Linked DNA regions of Mus musculus: region 1 is linked to region 2. Evidence: chromatin loops called from intact Hi-C (ENCODE). Cell type or tissue: left cerebral cortex. All regions are shown on one strand. Links, peaks and the distances in the headings refer to the core of each region. The heading gives the core; the rest is flanking DNA.

What was found. Peaks named below come from ENCODE experiments on the same cell type or tissue, not always from the same donor. Only the 100,000 strongest peaks of a DNase experiment are listed, where the experiment ranks them.
Region 1: a loop joins it to region 2, with 16 times the contacts of the local background. A loop is called at or near these places in 2 of 42 quality-filtered maps.

The regions. Positions count from the first base shown.
Region 1 is chr8:28,989,578-28,995,335 of GRCm38, reverse strand. All of the region lies in intron 1 of Unc5d (unc-5 netrin receptor D), which reads left to right. Among named protein-coding and RNA genes, the nearest start is that of Unc5d, 230 kb to the left of the region's middle. In left cerebral cortex, for the core only: no CTCF peak of the experiment used is centred there; DNase peaks (open chromatin) are centred at 2,578 and 2,999; H3K27ac peaks cover 1,522 bases.
Region 2 is chr8:28,720,405-28,726,162 of GRCm38, reverse strand. Unc5d (unc-5 netrin receptor D) reads left to right here. Exons shown (of 18, transcript NM_153135.3): 9 at 1,001-1,015; 10 at 1,757-1,942. Among named protein-coding and RNA genes, the nearest start is that of Gm32505, 25 kb to the right of the region's middle. In left cerebral cortex, for the core only: no CTCF peak of the experiment used is centred there; a DNase peak (open chromatin) is centred at 3,075; H3K27ac peaks cover 4,244 bases.

The DNA of each region.
Region 1 (5,758 bases), core at 311-5,310, 270 kb before region 2:
CCTGGTGTGATTATGGATCTGAGAACTTCTTGTTGCCTAAGTTTTAGCTGGTGTTGTGATTCTTAAATAGAACTTTTCTGGGTTTAACTATGTCTAGATATTTAGGATATTTCCAAAGTCAAATCATTTCGTGCCATAGTATAGGACATTTGCTATTTTAGTGTGATACTGGCCCATGCTATAAAAACTAGACTATGTGACCTAGTTTTGAAAGAGGTTTGAGGATACATTTTGATTTTCAAACCACAGGGAAATTGGTGAACAACCCATTTCTAAGAGCACTTACCTGTTATGAACACACACACACCCCCCCCACACACACACACACTGTGTGAGATTGTATTTGCCCACGTAGGAGCATGTTGGGGCCAGAGGTTTATGTTGTCTGTTTTTCTGGATTGTTTTACAGCTCATGTTTTAAGACAAAGAGTCAGAGTCAATCTCTCTCTCTCTCTCTCTCTCTCTCTCTCTCTCTCTCTCTCTCTCTCTCTCTCTCTCTCTCCCCTGGTCCCCCTCCCCCTCTACTCCCCTCTCCCCTCCCCCTATTTCTCCCTCCCTCTTTCTCTTTCTCCCTCCCTCTTGGTCTCTCTCTGAACCTGGAGTTCATTGTTTCTTCTAGACTGCCTGGCCAATAATCTCCTGATATCTGCCTCTTCATTGTTGGAGTTGCAGGTGCAGGCCATCATCTCCAGCCTTTACATGGGTGCTAGAGATCTGAACTCAGACACTCATGCTTTTGCTGCAAGGGACACATGGGACATCCATCCCTCCAGTCCTAGACTGACCTTTTTATCTTAGAATTTGAGAAAAGCAATATTGTTTTGGAGCACGTCTCATAGTAAAATATTTATTTTCTATGATTCATAACACAGGTATTCTTATTACCTGCCTTTCCTGAAAGGTATGTGCTGCTCAGTGCTTTCTGAAAACAACCAGCCATTCAATAAAAGACTAATAATCTTTTATAAAATTTACTTACCTAGTTAGAAGACTAAGTGATTAGCTCACATATTAGCAAAACCTCATAAAATAGTTATTGGGTATCAGACTTTATTTTTTAGCCTTTTTATATGAATTTGGTACATTTGGTCATTAAAGTAGTACAAACTGGTGTGTTATATTAGCTCAGTACTGTCAGTGAAAAAAACATGCACTAAGAGGTAAAATGAACTTGCCTGAGGTCACAAATCATTTTCAAGCTAACAATTTAACCATAATCACGAGGAAGTTTTGATTTGCAAACATATCCTATAGCGAAGCACTCGTTTTTTATTCTTGTACCACGATGTCTTAGGGTAGATCTTAGGAATGTATCCCATTACTGAATAGAGCTACGTTTAGCTTGTACTTGTTTCTGACAGTCTCTTTGTCTATAGGGTTCATATCTTTCTTCTCTCTTAGTTGATTCCTCCTCTCAATTTTATGTTCATACATGGAAAGGGAGAACGAAGTCCCTTGCTTTTGAAATTTTCTTCATGAATCACTAATTCAGGTCTTTGCTTTGTGAAGGCCTTAACATTTCAGGCGATGCCCTCACACTGCTTACCTTGCAGCTCACTTCCAGTAAGGAATGGTAGTTTATTCCTTTTGCTTCTGTAAAGGAAATATAAATGGCTTTCTGTGTATGGTGAGCTCTTTATCAAGGGCACAGAACCCTTGCATGCACAGTGCAGTGATCTTGTGTCTAGTACATTATAATCAATTACTTTTGATAGATAGTTGTGTGATTCAACATTGTGGAAACCATGCACACTGGTATGATGTATGTATGTGTGTGCATGCACAAAGAAGATAATTCTGATGTCTCTTATTGCCAAGCACTCAGCCACATGATGGTCTTCTAGTTACCACAATATGGCCACAAAGGGACACAAACATAGACACAGGCTTTCTCTGAATCCATTGATTTAAAGCACGAAATTAGCCTTAGCGATGAATTTTCACAACACATGCAGACAAAGAGGGACATCACATCAACAAATAAATGGATATTACTCACTGTTCCTGATCCACAGGTATTTATTGTCTAAATGGACTCCCGTGAAAGACTTCTGATGGTAAGATAACAGACTTATGGCCTCTTAGATGGAGGCATTAGTATTCTGACCCAAGAGCTTCGGGATGCATTAGAATACTTTGAATATTTTCATATCTTTTTACTGCGGGAGCCTTTAGTATTAGAACAAATTGATGTGTATAGTTCAAAAAAAGCTGTTTAGCATGTGATAGCAGGGAATTAACTAATGCATTAATCCTGCAGGCTTCTGTCTTGAGCATGAATGCAAAACTCAGCTGAATATCCACAGCCTCCCTTGTGGAAAACCAATGACTCCACAGGAAAGTAGGGAAAGCTATTTGTTATCTAGCGTCAGATGGCAGAAAGCTAGTGTTTTCTTGCTGTTGTGTTTTTCCCTAACCTCAGAATTTCTATCCCTGTGACCAGTAGCATTCTGTCGCCCTGATGATAGTGAATTTGCATCCCAGAATCCCACAGTTCCTTTTTTTAGTCACTATGAGCTTGCCCATCTGCACACCCAAATTCCATCAAACGGAGGCTTGGGATTTAAGAACAAATGCATTGTATTTTAAGGGACTTCAAAAGTAGCTTTGCTAAAAAGGAAATCTAAGGCAAATTTAATTTGAAAGTCCGTGGCATTTCCCAGGAAACTTTAAACGTGTGGTATCCCCAGGCGATGGCAATCTAAACAGTGGCCATTTGGAGCTCCTACTGGGGCCAGTCTGACGACAGAGTCTAAAAAGTAGGCAAGGCATGAACACATCAGAATAATTTTGTTCCTTTAACATTTATTTCTAAATGTGTCATCAAGGGAACAGGGAAAAAAGAGGCTAAAGTCCTCCGGCATTCTCTGTTAATTTCTTCTCCTAATTGCTGTTTGGCCCAGTTCTGTGTTTATCTATGTTCAGTCCTTGTAGGCCTCTTGGCTGTCTTGTCTCTCAAGGGGGTACAAATTCAGGACTCTACTCTGAAACATGTGTTTCTAAAAGGCAGAGTAAGACATCTGCCACCCTCCCACTCTCCTGCCTACCAGGACATCCCTCATCTTCCTTTAGCTAGGGTGCAAAATTATCCTTCTGCCCATACTTGGTAAAAAAATGGCTGGCTTAGTTTTTGGGTTTTTTTTTTTTTGTTTTGTTTTGTTTTGGTTTGGTTTGGTTTGGTTTGGTTTGGTTTTTTTTTTGTTTGTTTGTTTGTTTGTTTCTGAGCTATTGGTATTTTGTTGTTGGTTTTCTCTTGTTGTGGTTGTTATTTTTATTTTTTTTTCTTTTCCAGTTACTTCTAATGCAAGATGGATTCAGAAGGATAAAGATTGGTGTAAGATGATTATTGGTACACTGCTCTGCTTTAGTTGCTCAGTGCATCCTATTACCAACCAACCTGGAACCCTCCTTTGTTCCTTGCAGTCTATGCTTCCATTGGGTAACCCTTCCCCTCTTTGCCCTCAGTTACTCCATGTAAGAAGGGCAAAGGCAGAGTTAAGCTGTAGTTAGGGAGGTAATTGATCTCAAAGTGTTCAGCCTGGGGACAAAGAATTACAAACCACCATAAGCAGGAGGACATATCTGAAGAGTGTCTGGCAAATGGATTAGAGTGGACTACCCCCAAGAGTAATGCCTCAGTGTAAGGATTCTTTTGAGATGATGGTAATTTTTAAAAAGGTAAACAGAGAAATAGCTCTCTGCCCTCTTTCTCCTGTAAAACATTTAAATTGTGCCTTGTGAAGATGTTTTTCTCCCTTGTCTGCATTAGAAGAGCTAGTCCAGTCACAGGAGATGGGAGCCTGGCCTTGGATTAAACCTGCAGTAATGGTCCCCATGATAATAACCACATCACCTATTAGTTTCTAGTGTGTTTTTTTTCCTATAGATTGCTGCCCCTAGAAGGCCAACCCCATTTTCTTTGCCTACTCCCCCTTTCCACAGTGCATTGCCCTTTGTTAAAATGGTATATCAACTCTCAAACTTAACAGCTTCTCCGAGCTTTCTTTTTCCCCTCGGTGCACATAAAAGTTGAAAACAGTAAACACCCTGTGCTTCTCATTCTGCTGATCAGCGAGTTTTATTTGCAGACCCCACTCAAATATCCTAAGAGGGCAAAGGAAGATGTGTTCTGTGTCCCTCACTGGTATGGGTGGTTGATCCTTTTCTGGTCGCTTTTCTAACCCAGGAAAACATTTCTAGATAGTCCACACCTGGACCTCAGATGAAAGTGCCCCTTGCTGTGTGCCTCCCTCTTTTATGTAGCCCGAACTTATTAGCATCTCCACAGATAAGGCTTGCTTCTTGTACTCAGATTGTTGACAGTCCAGCAGAAGCACAATTTTATGCTCTACAGATACTTTCGGATTGTTCGAGGGAAAGAAATCAGTATAGAGCAAGGACTAGATATGTGCTTTCCTACTCTGGCCATCTTCTTTGTATTGGTAGTGTTCTGCTGCTTATAGATATAAAATGGCTCTATTATAGACATTTATGAATACTTCACTTATAATTAGATATTCTAATGTCAGGTACATACACTAAGGCTGATGTGAAATAAATACACAAAATAATACGCATTTTGCAATTTTTAACTCTTGTTACACTTGGGGATATTTTTGTTTCTTTTGTTGTCTTTGTTTCTTTTTTTGTTTGTTTTTGTTTTTGAATTTAGTAATACTGAACTTAGACTTAATATCATGCACTAAAACGACATTTTCTTATACTTTATGTGTAAATGTCTATATCAAAAGTGATAATAATGCTGCCAATTCTACATTCTTCAATGGATTTCACAAGAACCTTGCCTGGAATTTCAGTATCCTATAACTTCTCATTCTTACATAGAACCTGAGTTGATATAAATGTTCTCTTTGGGGTGTTTAAAATTTGAAAGTGTCTCAGAGTTATATGAAAGACTTACTAAAATATAGATAGTGATGCCCCAATTCCAGAATTCCTGTCATAAAATGATGGATAGAAGCAAGAATTGGCACTAATGGAGGACACTGTTTCAGACTCTTGGGTAATGGGCTCAACCCCTGAGACCCACAATGCAGTTGCACAGAATCCCCAGACTGTACATGGCCTTGCGTAGAATAGACTTCTCATTATGGACAAAGATCTTACTTACCTTTCACTTATACACTGGCTTATTTCCTCAACACCCTGAAATAAGGGTGGATTATCAGGAAGTTTTTCCTTTAATGTGCTTCTTTTTTTTTTTTTTTAAGCATCTCTTTGCCTGGAAGGAACAGTGGGACCATATATGGCAGGGCCAGTTGACCATGAAGACATATGGGGAAGAGAAGTGGTAGAGGTAGCTGACCTCTCCGCCAGAATACATAGTAAATGTCATGAACTAAGAGGTATTAATGTATAGGATTTTGTGCTTTATGATGTACTCCTTTGGTGATATTTTCTGTGTTGATGGGAAAGGATTGGGCAAACATACTTTAATGCAGTGGTTCTCAACCTTCTTAATACTGCAACCCCTTATTCCAGCTCCTCATATTGTGGTGACCCCAACCATAAAATTATTTTGTTGCCCCTTCATAACTGTATTTTTAATACTGTTATGGATCACATTGTGAATCTCTGGATAATCAACCCCTGTGAAAACATTATTTGAACCCCACAAAGGGGGGCACCACCCGTAAGTTGAGACCCATTGCTTTTTGGAATGGATTTTGGATCAATTTCTGAGTAATTATAGATCCTATCAACTTGAGACATATCACCATTAAATGATGCATGGGCT
Region 2 (5,758 bases), core at 511-5,510:
CATCACTCAGCAATTCCCAAGGAAGGGGAATAAAAAGAGCCAACTGGTCTCAATCCAAAGTCGGCTCACCGTGGCTGGTGCCCTGGCGTGATGTGTCTGCTGTGCTCAGTGTGCTTTCTGCCCTGAGTATGATTCTTCCCTCCAAGGAAACACGGGGATGGGAGCATAAGCAGGTTGGTGAACACCCCGTTTCTCCGGAAGACAGGCAGGAATGGAATATTCTGCAGTGGAGATCTGTTTCATTGTGCTCACTGTCTGGGTGGTGAGAACAGAAGGTCTGCCAGCCCCCATTGGATTATCCTAGAATAGAACTAAGCTCTATATTATCCCCTGTTACATGGCACATCTTGATGATGCTCTGCTTATTAAAGGTGTCTATGGGACTTCTGACCTTTCAGCTCTGACTCCTTCTGATAGCTGTCTTCCTTGCCTGCTGCGTTTATGTGTTTACCACACCGTTGCTGGTTTGGTTCTGCTTGATCTTCTCATTCACTCTTTAATTCGGTAACACCTTATTTTATGGCCTACGACCTTTGTTGAAAATAAATTCACTCTAGGCTTGTGTGGCTCACATTACCCATTTGATAAATACAATTTTAGGGTGTGGGAAATGCATAGTAAGTGCTATACAATTACAAGGCAAATATATGATGTGTTTCTTTTATCTTCTCAGCCAGACACTGGGTATCAGAATAATTATTTTGGACCCATTACATGAACTTACCATATAATCTGTTGAACAATTAAATCTGTAGTTAGTTCTTGCCACCTTCTTTTTCCATACACTTTAAGATGACACCTCTTTTAGGATTAGCTTGTTTCAGACCCCTGGGTTGAATTATAATAGCTGTTATCAATCTGCTTCTGGGTTGAACCACACCAGCTATGTATCTGGAAAAGGATGGGAATTCAGCTCCAGCCTATCCTGGGGGTGGGGAGACATCCACATACTAAAAATAAACTAACGTTTTTATTTTTGCTTTGCCCATGCATTCAATAGGATGGAGTAGGAGAGGTATGGGAGAAACAGCATGTGCCCCTGAGAGAAGAGCCCCCTAACAATAAAGTATTAGAGTCTAGCATTGCATTGGTATCAGAAAACATTGACTGTGGACACAAGAGCCCTTGGCAACCAAGATATTCATGTTTCACATAAACATTGCTCTCATGATGATTGTGTATGCTAAACCAACATTATTACTATGCTCTGACTTTGAGTATTGGTATCAAATTTGACATGTTTGTAAACCCTGATCTTTTCTCTTTTAACTCACAGACCACGTTAATATCCTACCCTAGACAGCTCTGTGTATATGCATGTGCCCCAGGCCCCACATGAGCAGAGAACCCACCCTCTTTTTTGTCCTTTGTGTGAGTCTGTTTTCCCTTGAACAAAAAGTCAAATATAAAAATGCTTTTTAGGTAACTATGACTTGTTCAACTAAGTTACGGAGCTATTTTTTCTTACTAGAAAAAAAATGTTATGTTCTTTGCAAAATTGATCCTCTGCAAGCCTATTATATGATAAGCTACCTTAATGCAGTTATATTAGACTAGCCTTGCTCTGATTTACACAAGGAAGTTTAGAAACATGGCTATAGTGTAAATGAGAGTCTAACATGTAGCTAGCTTTCTGTGTGGTTTTATTTTCTGATCAGTAGCCTCCAGACTCTAACAGAACACCATGTTTTGTCCTGGGGTGGCTCTATTCCTTGAGCCCATGTTAGCCACTCAGGACTTCTCTTGTGTCTTTCAGGCATTGAGAATGCCAGCGACATTGCTTTGTACTCCGGCTTGGGTGCAGCCGTGGTAGCTGTTGCGGTCCTGGTCATTGGTGTCACCCTCTACAGACGGAGCCACAGTGACTACGGAGTGGATGTCATTGACTCTTCTGCATTGACAGGTGGCTTCCAGACCTTCAACTTCAAAACAGTTCGTCAAGGTCAGCGGCATAGGTCCCCCAACACCTCATCCTTAGGACCACTGGCTGCACTTACACAGGTGTCCTCCGTGTTCTTGATACTGTGCAGAGGTAGCTTGTGGTCCTGGGAGCCGCTACCAAATTGTTTCCATTCATTAACACACCATATTTGATAAAATGATTTTCTTGGTCCTCAGCAACTGTGAGGATGTATGGGTCTCAATTTATTATTGGCAACATCCAATGAAATAGTTCAACATTTGATACAGAGCACTCCTCTCAAATTATCCAACTTCATCTTTGAAGAACCCTAGTTTTAGTTTATGTGTTTAATTTTATTAACTAAGATACTGAGTACTAAAAACTGAGGACACAGCCCCAGAACAAAACTACCCAAAACCTTTATTACACTGGTTTTTAAAATTTCTTTAATTTCAAATAAATAAAAAGGGTTTAGATGATATCGGAGGGATCAGGTATGTGAGGACAAAATGAAATACCAGCCTAAATTACTTTCAGCTATTGCCAAGGCTGACCAATCTTTTGTTGTGGAGAAAGAAACATTTTTCATGTCAAGGCACAGAGATGCTCTTTTTCAGAACAGAGAGAGTCATTTAATCCTCTATTATGAAGCAAACCTATCCCTGAATACAAGGTGGGGATGAGACACATTTGGTTTTAATATTATGAAAAAAGTAACTGTCTCTCTTCAAAGGATGAAGTTTTGGACCGTTACCCTCATTTTCTATAATGTCCCCTTTATTTCTATTCATTGTATAGATATCACCTATTCTAAAGGCTAGACAGTTTCTGCACTCAGCATTTATTGGGTAGACAGATTGCTGAAGTAGAAGCCCAAACCTGCTAGAACAAGCAACTGAGATAAAGCTTAGAGAATAGGCTTCTCCCCTTGGCTTTTATTTTTGGGTACCTTGGTGTTAAGCCATTATTTTTAAGCCACTATTGTGTACAAGTTCACCTGCTTTGAAGTCAGTTACGTTAGAATATGAAACCGCTATGAAGCAAAACAGTTATTCTGAGTCACCATTTCACAACTATAAAACAGGAATGCTAACATCCTCCTCATGGTGTTCTTGTGAAAATGAATATGCTGAGACTAACCTGGGGAAGCCCTTGGCATTTGAGGAGAGCTCATTCTCTCAAGATAGCTCTAGATGCTCACGTGTCCTCTAACCATGGGACAGCAGCATGCTCTGTGGAGCAGCAGGCAATGAATATGAGAGGGAGGTAGTTGCCTGGCCTGAATACGTTTGGGCGACAGTGATTTACATAGATTGGCCAATGTCCTCATGGAGGAGTGATTCAGAACATCAGTATATTGCGAATCTCTAAAAAGAAATCATCTTATCAGATCGTCTGACCATTCTGTTTATTTTTGGCTAAGAATCTCATAAATCTCAGGATAGAAGACAAAAACTCTTTTGTTAACTGCTACCATCCCCATATCCATTGCCAATGAATCTCATTTTTATAGACTGTGACTTTGACCTCCACTGTCTTCAAGGTGATAGCTTGATGAACAACATGTCCGGTACCCCAAGAAGGGGAACAGCAAGAATGTTAAGCAGAATTTTGTCCTAGTTTTCTTTCTGTAATGAAATTGTAATTAAATACCCCCCCCAAGAGAAAGTTAAGGGAAAGATAGTTTATTTGGTTTACAATTGCAGATGGTAGCCCATCATTGCTGGGAAGTCAAGGTTGATATTTGAAGCAGCTAGCCACAGGCATCACGGTCTATATCAGAGAAAATGAATGCTTATGCTTTTACTTGTTCTCAGCTCACATTCTCTGCTTGTACATAGTTCAACACCCAGGGAACGATGTTGCTTTAGAAGGCAGCTTCTTCCCATATCACTTAATATAACCAAGACAATTCTCCACAGACGTGATGGAAGGCCAATCTGATTTTGATAATCCCTTATGCCAGGAGATTCACGCTGAGCCAAGTTGACAGTTAAATTAAAACTAACCATCGAAATCATCTTGGGTATGGTAGATGTAGACGACTTGTTCCACAAGTGTAAAGCCCTTGGGTTCAATAGATAAGAAGATAGAAGGGAGGGATGGAAGAAAGATAAAAAGTCAGGCATATGGAAAGAATACAATGCTTAGGTTAAATGAGGAAAATTGTTTTTTAAAGAGAAGGGAGGGGTAACAAGACAGCAGGAAGAATAGCTGGCCTTAATCAGGCTTCGGTCAGGTTGGCAACCAACACTTTCAACTATAGACTTATACATTTGAGTGTGTATATGTGTGTGCTTTCCCTGTGTGCTTTTCTATGTCTGTCTGTCTGTCTATCTCCACTCTCTCTTCTCTCTTCCCTCTCTCCCCTCATGTGTGTGTATATTTTCTCTGTCTCTGACTTTCTCCCTGTCATCTCTGTTCTGCCTCTGTTTCTGTCTCTTTGTGTGTTTTTCCTTTTTGTTTTCTGTCTGTCTGTCCCTCTCTCTTTTTCTCCCTCCTCTGTCTGTCTCTGTCTCTCTTTTAATTTCTCTGTCTCTCTCTACCTTTGGCTCTCTGTTTCTGTCTGTCTCTTTCTCTATCTCCCTGTCTCTCTGTCTAGCTCTCTGTCTGTCTGTCTGTCTGTCTCTGTCTCTGTCTCTGTCTCTGTCTCTGTCTCTGTCTCTGTCTCTGTCTCTGTCTCTGTCTCTGTCTCTCTCTCTCTCTCTCTCTCTCTCTGTGTGTGTGTGTGTGTGTGTGTGTGTGTGTGTGTGTGTGTATGTGTGTGTGTGTGTGTGTGTGCATCTGGGTATTTTCCATGTCTGTGCTAAGTATCAGAAATATTTTCCCCCATATGCTAAGCAAGTCTTTCAAAAGTAGCCAAAAATTAAGATATGAGTTTTTGAAGTCTCCATGGAAACTGCTATTTCAAACTGTTTTCAAATGTGCTGTGTTCTTTAGTCCTCCTTTTTTCCTGTGGAAGACCACAGACAGGAGCAAGGTTATCATCTATTGAACTCTGTGTGGTCCTGTTAAAAAAGACTGCTTGATGGTGGCTGCATCTTAGCACAACAGCCCCTAGATGGAAAAGGGGCAACATCAAAGGGCCATTATAGTTGCATTATCTTTTTGTGTATTTTCTCTGTGATTCTTGATTCTTAGCCTATCCCAACAAGGGGTGAGAAAATCCACAGTGATGGCTCCCCTCATGGCACTGTTACAAATTGGGAAAATAGACAAACAATAGAGACTAATACAATACAACCTAGAATTGAAGCATTTTCAAAAATACCACATTTAAAACATGTTTTTTTTGGTCAGGTCCCAAAAGAATATTGCTTAATATGATTTGGGTTTCTACTTGAGCTGTCATATTGACGAACTGGTAAGGGTGGGAGGCTGGGGAGTGAGGGTTATTCTGTTATTTACTAATAAATGCGATTACTTCATCACGAGAAAAATATCACAGCCTTTTTAATATCTGGCTTGGAAAAAAAATGGTGAGCCCAGCAGATGACTAGAGCACTGTCCAATTTCTGCTGTGTTGTGTGAAGACTGTTTTGTTCATTTTTTTTTAAACCAGCAAGGTACCTCCTTTCTGAGATGCTCCCACTTGCAATCCAAGCCACTCTCTGCTGCAGCATTCTTTCCCTCACAGAGTGACATCTGTGATGTTCAAGTACATTGGCCCCTCAGACTTAGAGTGATTCATAAGTCCCCTGAACTATTTGCTCCAAAGCATGCTTGCTCCCCCGGCTCCAGGAGCTGCTTAGAATTTTACAAGGAATTTTCCACCTCCTCTGTGGGCTCTTGTCTGCAGCACCAAGAGTCACTACACGGTAGCATCTCTTGCTATTTAAAAGGAACAGATGTTAT